Linked DNA regions of Mus musculus: region 2 is linked to region 1. A link is a loop called in an ENCODE intact Hi-C map of the cell type or tissue named here. Cell type or tissue: gastrocnemius. All regions are shown on one strand.

Region 1 (8,000 bases):
AGGAGAGAAGAGGACAGAAAGACCAGGAGATCAGGGAGTCTTAACAAGACTAGACCTGGGGCACCTGTCTGTGATTCCAACATTTGAGAGGCTGAAAGAGAATTTTCAAGTTCCAGAACAGTCTGGGCTACACAGAATCTGGGCCGGAATTTTTTGGGCAAGGCCACAAAACAAAATCCCTTTGCTTGATCTGGCACTCAAAACAATTCTTGCACACCAGAGCATAAGAACCTGAATATCTTGTCCACTGATGTCACCTCCTGCCTATTCTGCTATCTAGCACATAGATCTGGCCACTAAATATTTGAGAGGGAAGGGGCAAGAAAAAGGAAAGGGAGAAGCTAGAGATAACTAGGTGGCAGAGATGGAGGAAAAGAAGAAGGAAAAGGAAGACAGGGAAATCTCTCAAGCTCTATGCCTGCCCATCTCCTCTTTCTGATCATAAGGGCCATGCCTTGCTTTGCTGGACCTACCAAGTTCCCTCCTGCCTCAGGACCTTTGCACATGAGTTACTTTCCCAGGAAAACTTTCCCTAGAGCTGGCTCCTCCAAGCCCATGTGAACTCAGTGAATGAGACAAAGAAAGAGGGATACATTTAGGAAGACGACCACAAAAGAGGCAAAAGAAGGAAGAAAGCTATAGTGGGGATAGCAGGACTCACCAGACAACCACACGGCCCATGAGGCTATTGGGCAACTTGGTTGGTATCATCTCCTTCTCAACCATGAAGTAAGGATATAGTACATCAAGAGGCAGCTCCACAAACACTGGACCTGCAGGGTAGGGAGGTTCAGTCTATGGCACCTGTTGCAGCAACCCCCAAGCTTCAGGGCTTGATTACTGTCCAGCTCCCTCCTCCACCTACCTGGGGTGCCTGACTGGGCAGCAGCTATTGCAGTCCTCAGGGTAGGTACAATGTCCCGTACCCTTCGCACAGAAGCACAAAACTTGCAGAGTGGCCTGAACAGAGACATCTGATCAATGGCCTGAAGTGCGCCCCGTTTCTGGCAGAGAAGGCAAGGGACAGTTATCAGATAAGCTTGAGAAGCCGTCTTGGGGACCCCACCTACCCTTAAGGACTAGGCACCTGCAGCAGGGTGCTGGCAGCTCCACCCAAAAGCAGGACTGGGGACTGTGCCACTTGTGCATTCTTCACTGCAGTCACAGTGTTGGTGAGGCCAGGACCGGCTGTCACTGCTGCCACACCCACTGTCCCTGAAAGAAAGAGCTGGTGACAACCATGCCATCCTCCCAAACATCGTCCTACCCCAAACCCCCTGCCTCTCATTCACAGGGGCCATGTCACTGTCCTGCTAGTCCCTGGTCCTTACCAGTCAGGCGGGCCACAGCATCAGCAGCAAAGACAGCAGTGACCTCGTGGCGTGTGTCTACCACTCGGATACCCAGCTTCTCACAGGCCACCAGCAGTGGGGAAATGTGCCCACCGACCAATGTGAAGACAAAGCGTACACCATGGGCTCGGAGCACAGCTGCGACACTCTCTCCACCATGCCGGATGCTTGTCTTGTCCACCTGGGTCAAAGGAGATGAGGAACAAGACAGTCAGAGGCCAGCCCAGGAGCAGGTACAAGAACAGGCAGGGGTAAGGTCAGAAGACAGACGAACTTAGATTCTGGTTAGAGACATACCACTTTAAATCCAATTCAGAGAAGGGTACACTGACTTAGCAAATTTATTGTTCTCTTTGTCCTACAGCTAAAAATGCCAAGACTTGCCCAAGTGATAGACTCCAACAGAAGAAATGTTCTTTTTGAAACTGTACTGAGGATTGAACCCTGGGCATAGATAGTGTTAGACAAGCACTCTAACCACTGAGCTATATCATCAGCTTTTACTAGGACAAGGTCTCACGAGGCTTTGAACTCCTTATGTAGCTTAGGCAGGGCTTGAATTTGTGACCATCTCTCCCCAGCCTACCAAGTAGCAGACTGAGATAAAGCCTATGTTCTTAAGTGGCTCTGGAGATTATAATGCCTGCTCCAGAGATACTGGGCCAGTTGAGAAGAAAGGAGATAGAGGTTAAATCTACAGAGAATCCAGGAGAGCCTGGCAAGAGGCAGAAGGCCCCTGGCTTAGATGTGTGCCTGCTTCCTAGTATCCCTGCAGGGCCTGGCACTTGGAGTGCTAACTCCATCCAGCCTATTGCCTCCCTCTGCTAGTGAGGCACAGGTCCAGCTGACATGCTGCCAGCAGCCATATGCCTAGCACGGAAGTGACTCCTGGCACAGACTACCCTGAGCATCCAAGCCTCAGTAGCTTCACGATCCCTACATACTTCAAGGTCAGTGGCACTGTCCCTGTCTAGAAGAAAAGGGACTGGGTAAGGGCAAGAATTTCTCAGAATGGAACAAGTGGTTTATAAGTATGACTTGTGGGGTCAGCTTTTCCCAAATCTGTCATCTAGAGAAAATACTAAACTTCTCTGTAGATCATTTGCCTCTTGTGGGCACAAGGACAGAAATTATAGCACTTACTTTGGTGAAGATGGTACGAAATATGCTAAGACAGTTCCTCAGAAGGGCTTACTATCAGAGCCCATTCCCTCCCCTGCCTACCTTCAGCCCACCAATCTCACTATGTTTAAAAGGCCTGCTCTGTTAAAATGACTCAGGCCCCTGGGTATGGAGGTAGGCGGAGAATGTGTGCTGTCCAGACAACGACAATTTCCCCATTATCTCGTACTAGTTACAAAGTCCAGGCCCATATACAGTTTGGCAAAGGGACAGAGCTCTGTAAAGAATCTCCCAACCAGCCACTTCTAGACTAGCTGGGACTCGCTTTCCACACCTGCACAGTGGATGAGCTGGAGAAACACCTTTAGTGCCTTCCTCCTACCCCTAGCCCTCCTTCTACCCTAAGCACCTTGTGCATCAGCTGATAGAAGAGCCCCAGTCTGTGAGCGACGCCCAGCACGGCAGCCACCAGCGTCCCAAACGCCAGGAGCAGGAAGGAGGGGAAGAAGCCTCCCGCAGATGCAGCGGCCGCAGAAGTTTCCATGAGGCAGAACCTAAGTAAGAAAGCACAGAGCCAGAATCTTAGTACTATAATCTAATCCGGAAGCAGGATCGTCCGCCGGACCTGGGCCACACCTCCCCGACCTGCCAGGCCACGCCCACAGACGCATCTAGACTGGACTTAAAGCCACGCCCCAGTGAGGCTAAGTCCGCCCCCTGACGTCACCACCTTCAAACTAAAAGTAGGCCACAGCAGGTCAAGGCGATCGCAGTAGCACCGAAACAAGGTTGAAATTCCTACTTACCTATCTGTTAACGAGCCCATGCAGAACCCACCCTCCTCAACGCTGGACTGGGGCTCAGCGGAGAGCCCGCCTCGCGCTTACATCATTGAGTCGTAAGGCCACACCCCCATCGGATCGCGCAGCCTAGGGTACGCTCCCCCACCCTCCCCACACACACCAGACTCTTGACCTTTGGCCTTCAGCCGAGGTCACTTTTCAATAGGATGCGCCTTCAGCTCCACTACATAGAACTCCCTTCCACCCATCCCCAAACAAGGCCCTATGACCTTTGCCTATAGGAAAGGTCCCTGACTGCAGTGGAACTCTGCCGCTTCTGGGTCACGTGACTGGGGAGTGTGGAGTGGTGCCCCTTTTGCCCACTTGGCTCTGCAGCGCCCCGTAGTTCAACGAGACGCGCGTGCGCCAAACTGGAGTCTCGCTGAAAAAGCTATCCGAAAGAGACGTTTATCATTGGTCGCTTCTCTCTCTCGCCTCTAATTGGCTAACATTACACCGCGCCTTCCACACCCGCGAGAACCATCTCGCGGCACGTTCCACGGGCGTGGACTGTGACACACCCCCCACCCGAGCTCCCCAGAACCCGCATTCCCGACCGCAACATATGCAAGCCCCTCCCCTTCCTGGACCACTGTGAGGCTTTGCAGGATGTTTAGAGAACTCCCTAGTGTTTGGTGCCAGGCCGGTTCAGTCATTTTCCAGGTTTCCAGCATCTGGGGACCTTTTACAAACTCCGATCTGTCTTACAAATCCCTTTCTCCAATTTATGTCTTTTTCTTTGACTGGCTTTTAATCAGGACCATCTGTGTAACCAAGAGTTTTGAGCTATTTGTTGAAGCCTGAACAATGGATATTTAACAATGTAAACCAGTGTAATAGTATGTGCTTTTATTCCCACCATTCCGAGTTCAAGACCAGGCTCTTCTCCATAGTGAGTTCCAGGACAAGCAGGAGTGCATAGAGACCAACCAAAAATCACAATCGCTTCAGCTGTGTCATGTCCACAAGATAGCATTCCACAGCCTTTCTCCCCATCTTTTGGCTCTTATATTCTTTCCACTTCCTCTTCCTTGGTGTTCCCTGACCTTTGCAAGCCATGGTATAAATGCCCTGTTTAAAGCTGATCGTTCAGCCATCCCTTCTCAGCAACTATGGTCTCTGATTAAGTTCTGTGATGGAACATTTGCCTAGCACAGGCAAAGCCATGGGTACCCACAAAAACCTACTCAACTATTTTTAGCCAAACTACCGTATGAATTATTTATGCTTACTGGCTGTGAGCATGCCTCCAATTTCGTCTTGAATCAAACAAGGTAGGCTTTTCCCTGCCATTCCATAAGAGTTGTTTTGGGAGAGTGCAGGGGCTGGACCTAGATTCTCTACCCATTTATAGCAGATGTGCAGCTTGGTCTTCTTGTGAGTCTCCTAACAATTGGAGCAGGGGCTGGCTGTCTCTGACTCTGCCTGCCATTGGATCCCCTTCCCCCAGCTGGTCTGCCTAGTCGGGATTCTGTGGGAGAGACCATGCTTAGTCCTATAATGACTTGATGTCCCAGGCTGGGCTGGTACCCAAGGGAAGCTTCCCCTTCTCTAAGGAGGAGAGGAGGGGATGGGGGGGGGGGGGACTTGTGAGGGTGGGACTAGGGGCAGGGCTTCAACCTCGATGTAACGTGAATAAATAAAAATTAAGAAAAGAATTGTTTTGGATTACTCCATCTATCTCCAAATTGGCCCTACTCCCTTCTGTCTCCTAACTCCATTCTCTTTCTAGGAGCAGTACAGGGAGCCACTCCTCCCCGGCCCTATTAGTGAGAGCCCTTAATTAAAAGGATCAACCACATACTTCCTGAAAGGGGCTTTTAGGTTCAATTACATTTCCAGGGCCAATAAAAAGATAGTATTTGGGCTGGTGATGTAGTTAGTGGCGAAGCCCTTACTTCTTATTTATAAGGTCCTGGATTCTATCCTCAGTAACAGAGAGATTGAGACAGAGACAGAAACACACAGACACCAAGAGACGGACAGAGACAAAGAATGAACTAGTTACTCTGTGTCAGCACACAGCCTTTCCTGGCACATTTCTTCACTTAATTCATTTAACCCTAAAGAAGAGGCTGTCAGACTTGTTACTTAGTATCTTCTTGGGGGTCCTTAGTCCCATTAATAAAATGAGTCAGAAAGAATCCCAAAGACATTTTTATTAAGAGTTTGGGAGAAAAAAATAGTAGGGGCAAGCTGAAAATCCTGCCAGAGGAAATGAAGAAGGAGTCTTGTCCTTTAAGTTAGTCATGGAGGTCAGAGAAACAGTGAGGAGGCCCAGAGTGTCAGGCACATGCTTAGGAGTGCTAGGCCATGAAGTTGAGCTCAGATAGCATATAATCCCGGGCTTTTATGTCCTGGGGCAAAATAACTATTCCAGGGACTTTTAACTAGAAATAGAAATAGAGGCAGATTATTAACAAAGGAAAAACACTCCCAAAGGTGGAAGTGGGACAGAGAGCTGAGGAAAGAGCCCTCGAAGGATCAGACTGAAGAAATATGGCCCTGTGTAGCCCCTGCCTCTCCATTCACTGTTACTTAGGCTTTACTCAAGAATGTTTCTGTTTGTTAAAAACCCAGGTAAGTAAAGGCTTCCTGTCTGTCTCCTTCTTCCTTCTCCATTTTCACAAGCGTGTGTGTGTGTGTGTGTGTGTGTGTGTGTGTGTGTGTGACGCATGTGTGGATGCACATGCATGTGGTACACTGTTGAGGTCCAGAATCATCCCCCATTGTTCTTTAGTCACTGAGGCAGGTTCTCTCAGTCAAACCCGGAGCTCATCGATACAGCTGGTTCTCAGTGAGCCTGCTCTGCTTTCCCCTCCCTTGATCCTCTGCGGCTGGAATTGCACGCAGGCCACCGTGCCCATTTCCTCTACAAACTGACTTCTTTTATGTGTTAAGCGTTTAATTCTTTATTTACTGTATTTATTTTGTACTGGGTACACATGTGGAGGTCAGAGGACAGCTTGTTCTATCTTTCCAGCATGTCAGACCTGCAGACTAAACTCAGTTCTTCAAGGCATGGCAGCAGGCACTTTTACCCCTGAGCCAGCCATCTCATGGCCCCTCTTATGTTAATCTTGGTGTTTTATTTTCCATGTGGCTCTGATTAGCCTTTCTGATTTCCCAGATTGCTCAGAAAAAGATAGCTTTTCCTTTTTCTTTTTTTTTTTTTCTTTAAACATTTTTTCTTTCTTTCAGATACTGGCCAGTACTTGAACACACTTCCTGACACTGTGGGCTTCTTTGCTTTTTCTCTGAAGTTCCTCATCTGATGCCATGTAACTGCTTATCTACCTTATGTCTGGTTGCTGACCTCCACCTCCAAACATCCCAGACTAGCTTAAAAGGCATGGCCACCTCTCTTCCTCTTCTCCCTCCTCCCTGGCAGCTTGCCTGCCCTGCTGTTTTTCTTTTAGATTCTAATAAATCATCTTTAAATTTCCCTCTTAAATTATTTTATTGACAAGACCAAGAACACAAAGTGGGGACCTAAATTTCTCTGGTAACCTGTGGCATGCCAGGCAAGGCTCCCCAAAATTTGGGACAAGAAATTCAAACAAGCTCCTTTCTCAGTCAACATCTGGAAGGCTCCATCTAAGAAACAGAACTCAATACAAAGGCACATTTATAGAGCTCTATGAATAGATGGAGTAACCGCCCTCCCACACAAACAGCAACAAGGATCAGCCAGCATGTGGCAAAAGAAGAAATGGATGGAAACTCCTGACCCTTCCTGCTCCCTCTGCACAGAAGCGTTGCCTGTTAACCAGAGAACTGAATTTTAAATGTCTGATGTTTCTCCAGCAAAATTCTTTGATCCAAGACAAGGCTGTTAAAGTTGCCCTTCTAGCCATAAGCCTTCAAGTCACACTTACTTGAAATTCATTCCATTTCAGAACGTATTTCTGCCTCACTGGTGCAAGGTCACAAGCCAATTCCAGTTAGCCTTAAAACAAGCACAACCCCTTCCCCTTACACACACACACAGAAGTAGATGTCAAAGAGCAACTTTTGAGAGTCAGTTCTCTCCTTCTACCTTGTGAGTTTCAGGGGTCAAATTCAGTCTCTCTGTGTGTAAAATCACAAATGAAATGCCCTCCACAGTTTTGGTCTCAGAAGCTGCAGATGCATACTCTGCCATTGTTGCCACGGTTTCAGAGCCTCGAGCTCATCTGACAGCGGTCCAGCTGCGGTTTCTGCCAGCATTAGCTCACACTTTGCGAAGGGCTTTTCCCCATTTGCAGGTTTTACAGCCCTGTGTTTAGTCACTGGCCCACTTGAATGATAAGCACATGCTTGCCGAATAACAGAACACATATCTGCTCCTCTTATTTTTAATTTTATGTGCATGGGTGTTTTGTCTGCATATATGTCTGTGCAGCATACACTGTGTGCCTTGTACACTGGAAGGCCAGGAGAGGATGTCAGATGTCCTGAACCTAGAGTAACAGACAGTTTTGAGCTACCATGTGGGTACCGGAAATTGATCTTTGGTCCTCTGCGAGAGGAGCTCTTACTCACTCTTAACCTCTGAGCCACCTCTCCAGCCCATCTCCTACCTTAATGACCATCAAACTTACAGTTCTACTCAAATACATTCCCAATGCACCCTGATGGCCCTGGACAGCAGGTGGTCCCAGTCAGGACTGGTTTTGGGTGCACTCACGGTAAGGCAAAATTG
Region 2 (8,000 bases), 520 kb before region 1:
GTTAATTCTGCTCCTCCTCTTCCTCCTCTTCTTAGTATGTGATTTTATAGAGTATTTCTCAAGATTCCTTGTGTGGAATTATAATCAGATAAGGTAAGCCCTTGCTGTGAATATGGTTTAGATTCCTGAGCTGAGCCAGTTTGGGAACTCCCTTCTAAGCACGCCAGGGGAAAGTGTACATTTCATACACCATATAGGAGAATGGAGTGGAGGTTTACAAACATCGGGAAAGGCCACCATTCAAGTATTCATTATCTTACTGAAATGACAGAGCACTTCTGATATAACTTCCTGTAAAACTGAGGAGAAGAGATACTAAGAATCCCAGCTCCTCTCATGTGCTAGCCTTATAAAGACTCTGGGTCTCCAAGGACTATCTCTCCTCAGCTCAGTATGGGAAACAGGCTGGTCTGGAGTCACTGAGCAGAAAAGGGACTGAACTGAAAGGATCAGAAGCATATTGCAAAATGAAGCAGCCCAGAGTTGAGAGGACACAGAATATCATCAGCTTACGACTATGGGGCTGGCTCTGAGAGCCAACAGGCCACAGCAGGGTCCAAGATGCCACATCCCTAGCCAGTGCCTCTGACTCTGTCCCAGGCACCATTGCTGTTTGAGAACTGTCCCATTGTCCTCCACAGCATTGTGTGTGTCACAATCAGATCCTAGATTAGAAAGTGGGCAAAACTCACAGTGCTAAATGTGGGAGCACAAATGTGTGGTGACCCTGTTCCCTTGTAGATGCTACAGTATTCAAAACAAAAAGGCACCTAGCCCAGCAGCCTCTGATGCCCTTCAAGGCTTATCATAAATCCTTTGCCTTTTTTGGACTTTTATGATTTACAAACACTGGCATTTAAGGATGACTTCATCCTGTTGATACAGTCTGTCTTCCTTTTGTCTTGATACAAGTTTGACCACAACAGCTTTACCCTGATTACAAAGAGGACCTGTAACCCAGAAACACCTGTGTGACCTAAAAAGTTTTCAGGTGTGTGATTTTGTTTTCCCTTTACCCTACCTGCCCCTGTGTTTCTCTCCTCCATTCCTCCCTTCTTTCCTTCTTCCCTTTCTCTCTTTCCCTTTCCTCTCCCCCTCTGTCACTACCTCCTTCCTTTCCACCTTCCCTTCTTATATCTATTCCTCCATGATTGCCTCCTTGTTTTATCTTTCATTCTCTCTCCCTCCCTCCCTTCTTCCCCTCCTCTTCCTCTCTCTTCCTCCCTCTCTTCCTCTCTCTCCCTCTCTCTCTCCCTCTCCCTCTCCCTCCCTCCCTCTCTCCCCCCTCTCCAGGACCTGTGCACAGGGCTCTGCCACCCAGCCAGAATCCAAAGGAAATTTATTGTTGCTGATTTCTAACATGCTTTTTAAGGGAACTTTGAAATATACTTCAGCAAACAGATTCCTTTTTCAAAGGTGTAAGAAAATAGAGTAGGGGCTGCAGAAATGGCTCAGTGGTTAAGAACACTTCCTTCCATGAAGAGTACTAGGATTCAGTTCCCAGGACCCATAACCACAGCAGATCCAAAAATCTTTTCTAGTATTCTCAGGCACCCACACACATGTGCGTACAGACAGACACAAAAGTTTTTTAAAAAGCAGAAGAAAAATTATTTCTATGTAAACTGAATCTATTAACATGTTGAACATTTGCATGGAAATTCATGACAAGGTTCTGTAGGAGCCTGCTTCTTGGGACACGATGCAGACAGCTTCTAGGGCTCTCACTTACTCTGCACAAATGGTGGCTTTAATGAATTCTCATGTTTGCAGTGATAGCCACAGTTGATTTTAGCACATTGTCATCACTGAAATCAGAACAACACACTGCCATCATTAGCTATGATTTCACTTCCTTCCCATGTCCTCAGTTTGGACCCCAGACAAACACTAGTCCGGTTTTCCTATACACAGACATCCCTTTTCTGAGGTTTCTAGGAGAGGGATCCTAGACTATTTGGGGTCTAGTTTCAGTATACATCAAAAAAGAGCAGGGTATGCTCTGGAGACATCTGTGTTGTAGCAGAGATCAATATTTCATTATTTTCCGTAATGGTATGCCACATGTTTTGCCTAATCGCCAATTAATTCATGAATTTAGTATCCTCCTTTGGGTATTGTGAATTAAAATTCAGAATCTGTCTTAAACCATAAAAGGAGGAAACCCTTATTAAAAACAAGCTTGTGTTACTTTGATCACAAAAGAATATCCTAGAGATGTTGAAAGTATTAAATACTTCTTTCCCCCAGTACTACAGTAGAAGTCTGTCTTGTCTTACAGGCACATATGTCTGTGGTGTTGCCCTATCTTTAAAATTCAGGATAGTGCTGGGAACATTGTGAGTTCAAGACCAGTCTTAGCTTGATATAGATTTTTAGCTCAGCCTAAGCTACATAGAGATCCTACAAAAAGGAAAGAATGACTAAATAAAGTGAAATGGCTTCAGTTTTTTCCTTATAGTTAACTTTTATCCTTACAGAATGAATTCTAATACTGTGGGACAGTTATTAATATTATAACACCACAGTGGTCCCTATATATGTCAAATTCTGCTCTTATTTGGTAAATGGCATGTCTTTCTTTTCTTTCTTTCTTTCTTTCTTTCTTTCTTTCTTTAAAGCAAAATGTTCACGCCTTAAATATACCCACTATGCTAAGGCACCTGACACAGTTCCATGCCCACATAGTAGGACATTTGTAAAATTGTTTTTAATCAGAAACAAAGTGAGTGGCAGTGGTTGAGTTGAGCAGATTAAAATAGTTGATTAATGGGCAAAAGTGAAAAGTCACAACTTATCACCAAACGTTTTCATACTTAATTTAAGAAACTACTTGCAACTAGCTGGGGAGAGATGGTGCTTGCACTCAGTGGTTTGGGAATAGCCTCACACAATATTCACCTGGAGAGTTCTAAACCGTGTGTGTGTGTGTGTGTGTGTGTGTGTGTGTGTGTGCGTGTGTGAGTGTGTGTGTGTGCGCGCGCATTCGTGCATGCATGAGTGTGTGTGTATGTGTGAGTGTGTGTGCGTTTGTGCATGCATGAGTGTGTGTGTGTGGGGGGGGGAGTCCTACTCCCCCTACTCTGATTTCATTGAAACTAAAGTTTGGAGTATTTAAAAAGTCCTAGGGGGTTATAATGTGTGGCCAACTTAGATGCATGTGCGTCAGGGTCTTGGCTGAGTTAGCTGTTCATGATATCCATGTGTGCTACATGGCTTTGCCCACCACCACCTCACATCTCACTTTCAGGTATCCAAAATTGCTATGCCCAGCTGAAATCAAGACATACTCCTTATACGGCAACATTTCTGCAAAGCAAATGCATTCTTATTGGTCGGCACATCTCTCTAATTGTCATTTGCTTTTCTCTAAGATTTTTCAGAACAGTTTGGAATTTGGTCAAATTAGCACTCAAAAACAAAAGGAATGGAAATAATTTGCATGCATGTGGCGGCTCACTATACGTGTTCAATTTTTTTCTTCTATAAAGAGAAATAAATTATGCCATCATTGTTATTATAGTGAATTTTACCTGTTTAGATTTTTTTTTTTAAAGCTGACACTTCTCAGAATACATATATGTGATTCTGAGGAGAAAAGGGGGAGAGAAAATAGAACAGGGAATGATGAGAGCAAAGTATAATATAACAACACCCTTCAGAAGAAGTCACAATGCATACCTAAATAATTAACCAATTTTTCAGTTCTGTCTACCATGTTGCTTGTATCGGACATTGCTGCCTTACATGAATGCTTTTTATTTTGAAGCTTAGAGTTGGGAAAACACAGTTTAAAACTGTCATGATGTGATTTCCATTTGTGAATAAGATATATATATATATATATATATATATATATATATATATATATATATTCAGCCGTAAGTCCATAAATCCTTTAGCTCTATATCCAGGGCAATTGTTCAGTACTGGGCTCTGTTCTCTCACGGGGTTGGGAGCAGCCCTGCCTGACAACATCTGTGAGCAAGAACTTGCTTTTTATTTATTTATTTATTTTTATTTTTGCTTGATTCACGCACGAATTGGTTCTGTCTACTGTCACTCGTAGCCAAGCCCGAAATGCTATCCAATCGGATGCACTAGACTGAGAATTGCCCAATCATACACAGAGAGCGAGCATGGAGGGCGGGCCTTCGCTGCTCCGCTGTGGCCTTTGTCTGTCCCCGGCCATCTTAGATCTGTAGCCTCATCCAGTTCCGAAGGATCGGAAATCACTGAGGCCCCTGTCTCCTGTGACAGTCGCGGTGGGGAGGCCCGCGCAGGACGCAGGATGTCGGCAGAGCCTGTCATGGTGAGTGCGAGCGTCCTGCAGCGGGGAAGCTGTCTCTGCACCCTCCGCCGCCCCCGACCCCCCGGCCCGGTGCGCCTGCGCCGTTGTCAGGTCCTTCAAGGCTGGGCTGGAGGGTGGAGGTTGCTGGAGTCCACAACTTGCCCGCGAGGACTTTGAGGGAGATGGGTTTCCTTCAAGAGAGGAGCCGGGTCCGTGGATTCTGCAGTCCCTTATATGTAAAGGAGAAGCAGCTCAGCTCGGAGGCCAGTAAGCAAAGGAGAGCGCCCCTTCGGGGACATCCCTCTACTTTGATCACAGTTGCCTAAGAATTTCATGAGGAGGCTAAAAGAAACAAAATCAATTTATGACAGTGTCATCTGGTTGATTTTTTCGGTAAAGGCTCCCAGCAACTTGATGTCACTTAGCATCAACATTCAGTGCTTAAGCAGATTTTAAGAGTTGAGTAAAATTTGAAAATTAAGGTAAATGGTGCATGAGTTGGCTTACTTATTTCTCTGGTCTGTAGAAAACACTGGTCTCACCTCAAAAGGATTAGAGAGAGTTTATTCTGGGACAGATATGAGTCACCCTGTTCAGTAGCATGTATTTAAGTTGCCCTAAATCACATGTTTCAACGTGGATGTAGTTAGGTGAGGTTTTAATAGTGAAAAACAAAATCAAGGCATTTATCAAAGACACTGTGGACACATCAGGGTAGATAGGTTACATGCAGAGGAAGCTCTTACAGATATGAGAGATTATCTGGGGACACTCTTAGCTTTTGGCTTGGTGGAAGCTAGTGGTCTGCTCTGTGGACACATTCCCAAGTTTTCAGCTGCTAGTTGGTGTCCGACCACATAGAGAAGATGAATACTAACTGGATATTAAGGGACCTGATGATCGCAAAGAGTTCTAACTACATTTGCAATGTTCCAGCTCCACAGAATCATGAAGTTTTGATCAGCCAGGAAACCTTATAAAGTCTTTAGAACTCACTTGGAATTATTTTTGAGGAAAGGAGAGACTTAAGTTTCTACTCCTTAAGAATTTTCTGACTTGTGAGGCAGAGACAGGTGGATTTCTGAGTTTGAGGTCTACAGAGTGAGTTCCAGGACAGCCAGGGCAATACAGAGAAACCCTGTCTTGAAAACAGAACAAAACAAAACAAAACAAACAAAAAAACCAAACCAAAACAAAACAAAACAAAAAGAATTTTCTGGCTGGGGAGATGGTTCTGATAGTAAAGGCACATGCCATCAACTGTGACAGTGTGAATTGCATCCCTGGAACTCATGTGGTGGATGGAAAGAACCTATCCCAACAAGTTGAGGAATAATGGCTGCAAACTAGTAAAAGTCTTTTTAATAATTATGCTATCATGCTTCTATAAGAGCAGAAAACCAAGGATTAAAAAAAAGAAGAAGAAGAAGAAACCCACTATGGTTTCTAACATACATTAGTCTCAAGTCAGAGCTCAGGTATTTCTGTTAGAGCGGCATGATGTGATGGCATACACAATGCCTAGTGTGTGTGTGAGCGTAGGAAGGTGGCAGGGAAGGTGCTAAACGTAGCTGAAGTGAATGTGGCCAGAAACACCTGGATGCTTTATGTATTTGATTTTGACTTTCTTTTAAGTCACTGAGTATTACTATTATCCATTATCTTCTGACTTGTGTATTCAGTGACTTTATGAGGGATAGGATGTATTCTGTATTCTGTGTTTTCTGGGAGTTGGACCCATACCCTTGCTCCATCCAGACCTGCTGTGTGCCACTGTACGGCACCACCACCTGTGACATCTGCCTTTTCACAGGCTTGGTTATTCTTTACAGATTTCATGTCACCTTTATGTATTGAGTAGATATATGCTTTTCTCTTGTTAGTAACACAAACCTTGTATACATATATATTCTATGTATACTGACACACTTTTCTGAAGTCTCTTGACTGCAAAGGTAATGAAAGTTTTTTTTGGACTTCACAGCCAAGCTAATAACATACTTTGAGAAAATTTAAGACAGTTACTTAACCTGCCACCCTGCTGTGTACTCACAGAGCCTGTTTAAGTCTAATGTGCTTTTAAGAGAGCAGTGTAAGCAGCCTTACTGTGCCTTGGATTGCCCATGTAATCAGTATTTCAGACCTAAACTAAATGCGTGGCTTTAATTTTAAATTATGAACTATTCCATGCCCCTGACCCAGAGTGTTATTATGTATGTGTTGTGTTAATTATCTGCTGAAAAGGTTGAAAGCAACAAATATTCACCAAAAATGTTGTAAGTAACACGTGGATATAGTTTGATAACATCTGCTTGTGGGTCACTAGGGAGCAGTATAGTGACTTCTTCCCATGCAAAACTGTTACATTTTTTCCTTTGATTTTTTTTTTAAGATTTATTTATTTTATGTATATGGATACACTGTAGCTGTCTTCAGACACACCAGAAGAGGGCATCAGTTCCCATTACAGATGGTTGTGAGCCACCATGTGGTTAAGGAGTCAGTGGTCTTAACCACTGAGCCATCTCTCCAACCCTTATAATTTTCTGTAAAGAATCCCTTCTTTCTTTCCACGCCAGGTTTTCTGTGTCTTCAGTGAAGACACAGTGAAGCTCTTTGTTAGGGACAGAAGGACAACACAGGCTCTTGGTCCTTTTAATACAAGAGGGAATCTGTATTTTCATTCTTTAACGTGTTGTTGATACACTGTAGATCTTATTTCGTCATATTTTTGTGAATCTACATTAACAAAGAGGGGTGATACTTGTATTGATGTTGCTTTCTTTGATGATAAAGAATACACACCAAGCTGCAGCGTACTTAAGGCACTAGCAAGTCATTCCTACAACAGAGAAGAATAAATCCCAGGTTTTATTCCCAAGCCTGAGGACTTGGGTTGATAGGAAGCGTTGTCATTCCAGGAGTCGGTGTCATTCGAGGACATTGCTGTGTTCTTCACCTGGGAGGAGTGGCAGGACCTAGACATTGCTCAGAAGTTGCTCTACAGGGATGTGATGCTGGAGAACTACAGTAGCCTGGTGTCCTTGGGTGAGTAGCTCCCTGTAGTGCTCAGCAGCAGTTGTTTTCTGTTGATAAGTAGAGGAACTTTCGTCCTGAATTTTTTTTACATTGTAACTTTTTAGCTGATGTGTGACAATGGCAGGCATTTCTGGAGCACAGTGTGGCTTTGCAGTACACTTAAATCAGATAGTGTTGTATAATCAGATGATCAGATAATCAGAACAGTGATCAGATGATGTTAAGTCATCACTTGAGCCATATTCCACTTGTTTAAGATGGGAAATTTTAAAATCATTCAGCTATTGAGAAATATTCAATTAGTTGTTGCCCGTTATATATTTACTTTCATATTAGAGAACCATAAGCTATTAATATCTACCCACATCTACCTCAGTAAATATTATACATTCTCCCCTCCCAATCTCCATACCTTTTCCACACTGTAACAACCACTGTTTAATTCCCTATTATTTCTTTGAAACTGCCTTTAGCTTTTGAGTGTAACTAGAAAATATAGCTTTTTTTCTTTTTCTGACATAGCTCCCTTTTGTATTGTGGCTTTCCTGGGGAACTGCAAAAGATCTGTTCACTACAGGTACAGGGGGAATCAGTGACCAAAAAATACCCTATAACTTCCAGCTTTGCAATTAAATGAGTTTAGTGGCGATAAAGAACCCAACTGGGCCAG

What was found. Hi-C counts contacts between places; a loop is a spot of excess contacts. Peaks named below come from ENCODE experiments on the same cell type or tissue, not always from the same donor. Only the 100,000 strongest peaks of a DNase experiment are listed, where the experiment ranks them.
Region 2: a loop joins it to region 1, with 5 times the contacts of the local background. A loop is called at or near these places in 2 of 42 quality-filtered maps.

What each region holds. Positions count from the first base shown.
Region 1 is chr10:78,570,115-78,578,114 of GRCm38, reverse strand. Ilvbl (ilvB (bacterial acetolactate synthase)-like) reads right to left here and starts at 3,124. Exons shown (of 15, transcript NM_001359302.1): 1 at 2,884-3,124; 2 at 1,332-1,533; 3 at 1,088-1,215; 4 at 866-1,004; 5 at 662-773. The coding sequence starts at 3,018. In gastrocnemius, no CTCF peak of the experiment used is centred here; DNase peaks (open chromatin) are centred at 2,189, 3,199, 3,358 and 3,645; H3K4me3 peaks cover 2,168 bases; H3K27ac peaks cover 3,419 bases.
Region 2 is chr10:79,093,770-79,101,769 of GRCm38, reverse strand. It overlaps 2610008E11Rik (RIKEN cDNA 2610008E11 gene), which reads left to right and starts at 4,170. Exons shown (of 6, transcript NM_001004362.2): 1 at 4,170-4,312; 2 at 7,213-7,339. The coding sequence starts at 4,292. In gastrocnemius, a CTCF peak has its summit at 4,575; a DNase peak (open chromatin) is centred at 4,140; H3K4me3 peaks cover 2,300 bases; H3K27ac peaks cover 1,812 bases.